Regions from separate parts of the Homo sapiens genome. Here region 1 is linked to region 2. A link is a loop called in an ENCODE intact Hi-C map of the cell type or tissue named here. Cell type or tissue: gastrocnemius medialis. All regions are shown on one strand. Region 1 overlaps MDFIC (MyoD family inhibitor domain containing). Region 2 overlaps MDFIC (MyoD family inhibitor domain containing).

Evidence for each region. A loop is a pair of places that touch in the nucleus more often than their neighbours do. Peaks named below come from ENCODE experiments on the same cell type or tissue, not always from the same donor. Only the 100,000 strongest peaks of a DNase experiment are listed, where the experiment ranks them.
Region 1: a loop joins it to region 2, with 2.0 times the contacts of the local background. A loop is called at or near these places in 6 of 110 quality-filtered maps.

What each region holds. Positions count from the first base shown.
Region 1 is chr7:114,937,443-114,941,442 of GRCh38, reverse strand. The region is part of intron 2 of MDFIC (MyoD family inhibitor domain containing); the gene reads right to left. Among named protein-coding and RNA genes, the nearest start is that of MDFIC, 17 kb to the right of the region's middle. In gastrocnemius medialis, a CTCF peak has its summit at 1,570; no DNase peak of the experiment used is centred here.
Region 2 is chr7:115,006,666-115,010,665 of GRCh38, reverse strand. The region is part of intron 4 of MDFIC (MyoD family inhibitor domain containing); the gene reads right to left. Among named protein-coding and RNA genes, the nearest start is that of LINC01393, 70 kb to the left of the region's middle. In gastrocnemius medialis, no CTCF peak of the experiment used is centred here; DNase peaks (open chromatin) are centred at 725 and 2,025; H3K4me3 peaks cover 369 bases; H3K27ac peaks cover 2,348 bases.

The DNA of each region.
Region 1 (4,000 bases), 69 kb after region 2:
AAAAGCAGACGTTTGGGCAAAGGTTCCAACTCTCTGGACTGTGAAGTACTATGAGTGGCAAATTAGGACAGAAGACTGCGAAGGTTTGATTAGAGACATTGTGTGGATATTAGAATGCTAAGGTGAGAAATCTGGATGAAATTCAAAAGCAAGAAAAATAAGTCAAACTAGCCACTGAAGCTTTATGAAATGCCTTATCAGAACCACGCCTTAGGAAGATTAATAAATTTGTGCACACTTGTGATTCTCAGTTCTGGCTTCACTTTAATTCACTTGGTGAGCTTTTTTTTTCTTGTAAGTATTTTTAGAACTAAAAAACAAACAAACAAACAAAAAACATATTTCTGGATACCAGAATCAAAGATTCTATTTCAACTGAGGGAGAAGAGGCTGAACTCAGATGATTCCAATGGAGTATGGATACATCTAAGAGGGAGAATACAGTAAGGGAAACTAAAAGAGAGACCTAGCAAAGCCCATATTGAAGTTGATAAGAGTTTAATTAACTGGATAACAAGATGGAATAGGGAGTAAATGTGAGAAACTAACTAGAGGTTTGTAAAGATTATCAAGGAAGATGGGGTTGGATATGACCAAGTTCTCAGTTTGGATTTGACTGGGAAAGCCTAAAAATCATGAGACCAATTTATTCTTTCAATAATATATATTTTTGCATAGTAGATGTTTAGGCATTGTGCTAGGTGATGAGGATACAATGACTTATGAAATGCTGCCCAGGCCTTCTTGGAGTTTACAGTCTAGTGGATGAATTAAGTATTGGACATTTGAATTTGCAAGTCAGAAAAAAGGTTATAGCTAGAAATAGTCATCTTTCTAAACTTGATTTCCAAAGCCATTCAAATTAATGAGCTCACTGAAAGAGTGAATATATTAAGAAATATCAAGAAGAGTACCAAGTACCAAGAAGAGTCCGTACAATTAGGAAGGAGTTAGAGAAGTAAGAAAAACTGCATGATGTCAAGCCATGGAAGCAAAGAAAGGAAAGAGATTCAAACAGAAGTTGTTAGTCAACCGTGTTAACATTTCCAGTGGAAGGAAAAAATTTCTGCACATGCAAAAATTTTTCATGTACCATGGGGATTTCACAACAATTAAAAAGTTCTGCCATGAAACAAATTTCAACACATAAAAATAGAGAGACACCCACTTGGGACCGAGTCCAGAGGCTAAGGTCTCTGAACCAAATGGGGTCTTAACTTCCAAGGATTTTTATAAACAAAACCATATTCAAATAGCAGTAAAATATAAATTGAAAATATGCTAAACCAATATGTTCTAGATTTATGTAACATTTACTCAGCATTATCATAGAGAAATGTAATCTTCATGAGATATGTTAGTTTCAATTAAAATCTTTACTTTTTTAAACAACTCCAGAAATCTTTTTACTGCTACAGTCAACTCAAGGTCATTCTGAGATTATCAATAAAAGAGATTTTTCATGGAAACTCACTAGTAGGCAAGAACTAGCTCATCAGCAGAGTCCTACATACTTGCTGCCATTGTTATGTAGCTGACTGCCGCCAGGTGTCATGCTAGTAGGCTTGATTCAATTAGTAACTTTAATTGAAGCTGAATGAAATTAATTATATAATTTTGAGCTGTTCAAATTTAATTCCATTAAAATTAATTCGTGAAACCAAGGCATTATGAAGCATTGCTGACTAAAAGAAAATAGGTATGAATAAAGCCTCTAGACACACTTGACTCATATTTGAATCATGTCCAATATTCGAGTGCTAAACACAGACCCTCTCAACTCTCCATTGAATAAATGAAAATGCCATGTGGACCATATACACATAGATGCACAACTATATAACCCACTCTAGGCAAAAAATAAAGTTCTTCCTGCTCTAAATTGTTATTAATGGACAATTTATCACATTTTTAAGAAAGTTTCCTTATCTGCAAAATTCTAGAATTAGGTGATTCCCAGTGTCCATCTCAGGTCAAAAAAGAAAAAGACTATCATTCTCTGTATGATTATATTCAATGAATAGTAAATAATATGCAATTACTATTAATTCACTATCCTCAGTCTATTCAACTTTGCTTCTCTTGAAAACTAAATGTCTTGGCTCAAAAGCTGGTCTCAGGGTTTTGCTGTGATCCGCAGCACCCAGCCCAAAGCAAGATTCAGAAAAGGTTCCCAATAAAAAAATTTAAATTGACTTTTGCCAATTCTCCACTTGTATAAACAAAACTTCTGTGACCACTTGACTGTTCTGTGACTTTCTAATATATGCATGTTATTTTATTAATATAGTCTTACTATTTACTCATTTCAATGAGCTACCCATATGGCAGTCTCATAAATGGTGGGCAGTTACATATAACACTGAAGAAATGCTCTGAAGAGGGAGCAGGATTTATTGATAGATAATTGTAAGATGGGGATCATGATATCCAAACATGAAACCAACCTTACTAAAGCTTTCAATTGGTTGAGTCAGCCACTACTCATTACAATAACAAAATGGAAGTTTCTAGTAACCAATTTCTATTATCAGAGTAGGTTTTTCATGTTATTTCTGAAATGAGAAACAAAGAACTCAGCCCTGGTTTAATAAATTTCACTCTGGATAATGGAGGTTTGTAGTTGCAACTCAACTAGTAGGGTAGACCTGAAAGACAACCCATAGACAATCAGTTGATTTCAGTCACATATGAAATCAGTCTGTACCTTTCTATAAGATTTCTATTTACATGTCCAACAGGCATACATTCCCCCCAACCCAAAGTAGCAATTTTCTCTTAAAAGGGGGCCTTCATTATCTCAACAATGCTGTCTTTCTAAGCCAATGGTCCTCTACTTTGGCTCAGGGTTAGAACCGCTGTGCAGCTCTTGAAACATAAAGATGCACAGGCCCAACCTAAGAGATTTCAACTCAAGTGTGTATGGGGCTGGGGCAGTGATGTCATCATGATATATGGCCAGACTTGAGGGGCACTATTCTAAGTGAACTCTTATCTTGTACTACACAACTATTTATATTTAAAAAAAACTTAGGTATATCAAATATTGAGATACAGACTTTGCTACTCATCCCCTTGTCACAGTATTCCAAGTACTAGAAAATAGATTTGTATCTAATCATCTAATTAATATAGAGGTATTTATTTCTGTCTCCATGTAAGGATAACTATTAAGAATACAAAATCTGGCTGGGCATGGTGGCTCACGCCTGTAATCCCAGCACTTGGGAAGGCCGAGGTGGGTGGATCACCTGAGGTCAGGAGTTCGAGACCAGCCTGACCAACATGGTAAAACCCCATCTCTAGTAAATACAAAAAATTATCTGGGCATGGTGGCACATTCCTGCAATCTCAGCCACTTGGGAGGCTGAGGCAGGAGAATTGCTTGAATCCGGGAAGACAGAGGTTGCAGTGAGCCAAGATCACGCCACTGCACTCCAGCCTGGGCAACAAGAGCGAAATCCCATTTAAAAATACATATATATGAAATCTGAATTATATATAATGCTAATCAATTCTACTAATAATGGGATAAAAGAAATATGTTTTAGATATCAAAATAAAAATTTAAGATGCATTAAAAATAGTACTAGATTAAAGGATAGTTGAACACCACTGGCATCTACTTCCAAAGACTAGCTCCTGAGCATCCTAGTATGTTTACTCTGGACAAAGAAGTGAGGAAGAACTACTTTGCTTTGGATGAGGAAAAAGGCGAGGTCCCTGGCAACAAATCCTCTCACTGGGAAGACCAAACACACACACATAAACAATCAAGCAACTGCAAAACAGAAGGTAGTGACAACTGCTCTGTCATAATTCTGGCTCAAAGGCTGACCATCTGTGTGACTGGGACTCATTGTCTTCATCCTCTTCATCAGGAAATGAGAGGGTTGAACTGGATGAATGAAGAAGCCTTTCTGGCTCAAAAATTCTGCAAATCTGATTCTTCACAAGAGCTAAACAATAGAGCCAAACTCTCATATACACAAGGAAGAGT
Region 2 (4,000 bases):
ATAATTTACTAGAAAAGCACTTTGGGTTACTCTGAAAAACCAAATCTATTAACAGGCATCTAGAGAAGCCACAAACCAAAATGCATTTACAAGATCATAGAGATATTAAACAACATGTATCTACAGAAGTATCTACCAGAAACACATTCATATTCTGTATTTTTTTAAATAGAGAAATATCTAGAAATTACAACAAAAAATTAGCCAAAAAAGGTTCCTTAAATTCTACCAGATCTTTAAATGATCTGATTGTTATTCCTTGTCAAAAATGAATTTTTTTTTTGGTGGGTCTTTTTATAAAACCCTTCTATTTGTAACCTTCTATTTCTAAGTCATAGTTTGACTGTGACTCAGGGTAATGAAAAGGTTAAAATAAACTAAGAAGAAACAGTAGTTATAGTTCCTATTCCTACCACTGCCAACAGGAATCAAGAGTCATAAAAGGCACAATAATGGTGGTTTTATTTGAGGCAAAGAGAAGATCATAAGAATGATCAAACTTAAGAAGGCTTGAATAGAGAAACAAACTTTTTTTAAAAAAATGGGTCCTCTGCATCCATGTGGCTTGCAGTCAGGAATCATCTTTTTCCCCTGTTCTTAAGATTTCAGTTTTTATGGTTTTATTCAGTCATTATTTACAGTTTTTGCCAAAACTGTTTAACCTCTGAGAAGACCACTTGGTTCTGGGAAAGATGCCTGTCCAAAACTGGGCCAAGCAAGAATTGCACAATTCAGTGTACTTGGAGGAGAACTCAGCACAAGACTGGCAGCTACTGTAAATTTAGGAAAACAGAGTAACACTCCAGAAGCCAAGTAGCTAAAAGGAGAGCATAAAAGGAAATCTTTACTATGTTTGATTTAAAAAGCAACAAAACCTGTTATGAATTACTGAAGACACAATCCCAAACAAAATCTTTGAGTCCTACGAAAGGTCATCAGTGTTACGCTTAGGCAGCTGGCCTATTATGTGGAGAGCTTCTAGCATCTCAACAGCATTAAAGTAACAATTGGAACTGAATTAAACAGCATCTTAGAAGTCTGGTGAAAATGTCTGTGACTGATCCCAGGAACTCTGTGCTGCTTAAAATGAGAGTGAAGATTAGCTTTGTAAAAACAAGTTTATAATGAAATTATCCCAATTGATACGGATACCTGATCAGTATGTGGCCAAATTACACTAGGGAATATGAGGAATGCAGTTTATTAAAGTGAAAGGAACCCTGATTGAGCCATCAGAAAACTATTTACAAAATAAACTCAGCTCGCCTCTAAACGAGCCTCTTTTATCTCTTTCATTTCCTCCTTTTAAGATGTGGTATGGCAGGTGCTCTGAATTTCTTGGAACAGAGATACCAAACAGCTAAAGTGGAGTACAGGAAAGGACAGACAGCAGAGAATTCTGAGAATAACTCACAACCCATTTTTAAGAGAATGCATATTTGAATGGGTCTTATCTTATCTCTAATAAAGTTTCCTATGAAATAAGATGCTTGAAAGTACTTTCTTAATCAAGTCCCCATCATGTAAACTACATGCTGAGAAACAAAGGTTTATTAGCATTTAACAGGCCAATAATATGCCAAAGACCATGGATTAAAGCATGAACAATAAGAGTTATGTGTATTTAGTAATTTAGGAAATTGCTTTGAGGTCAAACCTGACTCTGTAGCTTTAACATCAACGCCACAGAGCACCCCCAGTTGTTCCCCATTCTTTAGCTGCTACGACTATCACCTGCCCAGTGGCGGTATAACAGGACTCTGTGCAGAAGTCTGACTGGGTGAAGGCTTTCCTCTTCCTAGATACTGCTTTACTGTGACTGTTCTTTCCCAATAGGAAAATCAAAGAGCAAGCTAGAAGCAGGCTGTGGTTATCCTGAATCACAGCCGAGATTGCTAAGTGAGCATCTAGCCTCTGTGAAAACCCAGCTGTGAGGGACCAGACACAGACATCTCTGGGGAGTTCTGCTCCTCAAGTGTGTGTAGGGGCGGGAAATGTTTACTAATACCACACGGTAGCTCAGCTCCAAGTAGCTCCATGTCTCCAAGACAGAGGACGCACAGCACTTCTGGCCAACAGCCCTAGCCTGACCTGCTGCCTGAATAAATTGGCCTAAAGTGAGCCTCCTACACAGAACGCTCTGGCACAAGACTCTCCCAAGAGGCCACACATCTTAGCCAGAATCCAGTCAACATTTTCCTAGTGGGGAACAAAGTGAGATGGGTCAGGAGGTAAAAAGAAAGTTAGAGAAAAGCTACATTTTCCACTGCAGGACAAAGAACACCATACTTTGGGAAATTGAACAATAATCTTTACTATTATCTTTCCTCTCAACAAAGTCAAAAGAACCTAGGAAAAAAAAAAAAACAGCACTGCCCTCCCACACCCCACAAAGTGACTCCTCAATAAGTTTCCTACTACAGGTGCAAATCCTAGACTCCATCTCCATCCTATGGGAGTTGCTTTCATATTTTAAATGACAGCGAGAGGATAGCAGAGATTTTTTCCTTCTATTTGTTTACCCCATTGCCTGATCTGTGGTTGATTCATTAAATATTCCAAATTCTCAGAGACATCGAATCCAGTAATTGTTGGTCATGCCTTAACTCTAGCACTGGTCAAGTAGTCCCTTCTAAAGAGATGCATTTTACAAAGTCTAGGAAGTTAGGCTGGGGTGCGGTAGTTCATTCCTGGAATCCCGAGGCAGGCAGAATCCCAAGGTGGGCGGATCCCTTGAGCCCAGGAGTTTGACTACCCTGGGCAACATGACAAAACTCTGTTTCTACCAAAAAAAAAAAAAAAATTAGCTGAGTATGGTGGCGAGTATCTGTAGTCCCAGCTATTTTGGGGAGGGGGTCGGGGGGTGGGGGTGCTAAGCTGGGAAGATCACCTGAGCCCCAGAAGGTCGAGGCTATAGTGAGCCATAATCATGCCACTGCACTCCAGCCTGGGTGTCAGGGTGAGACTCTATACCAAAAGCAAAACAAAACAAATTCCAGGAAATATAAATATATATATATATATATATATATATACACACACACGCACACTAGATAGATAGATAGATCTCAGAAAATATTTTGATTCTTAGAAGCTTAACACAGAAATCTGAAGAGGGGTAAAAGTTTAGTTATTTGAAGTGCTTATTTAAAATTTTTTACCCAGAAAGTCAGTTTTTGGGCAGAAAGGAGGGAAAGAAAGGCTAGAAAATATCAATGGTGCAAATAATATTTACATTCACATACTGAATCTCTACATTTTAAGATCACAAGCTTTAATAGCTGGTAATAACATTACTGTCCTCATAGGGTTATGATGAAGATTAAAAGAGATAATGCACATTAAGTACTTAATAAAGGATTTAACATGCAAGTGCTTACTAAATATTATTACTGTGACAGCAGTGAAGATGATAGCAAAATATTTATTCTAGGAAAACCACACCTCTCCACCTACCTATGTTCCATTTACTCTGATTACCACACGGACATCGGACCATTCTATTTTAACCTAAGGAGGTTTGTAAAAGGCTCTGACCACAGCTCAAACACTTGAAAGAATGAACCAAGAAGGCAACTCTAAGAAACAGAATTTGCAGAGGAGTGAAGCATAAGTCTGCCCAGAGAGAATTAGTAACCTTGTGTTTGGCTACAGCAGAAGATTTAAAAATAATAACCTATTTTTTCCATATTTCAATTATTATCTATTTATTTTCTCCAGAAGCTAGAAACTATACTTTACTTGAACCTATTCAGTGCTGGCTATTTTCAGTTGGCCAGTTGAAATATTTCTAATATAAGAAGTTTAAATAATAACAAAGGTGAATATAATTTCTGGATAATAAAATCTACTTTAGATCTTAAACACATTTTCCCAGAAAGGATCAATGTGCAACAGTTCACTCAAGTTGGTAACAATACCATTTATGGCTAGGACAAAAATACATGCAAGTAAATCGTCTAGTTTTAATGAAAATTCATATTGGGGTAAAAATAACCCA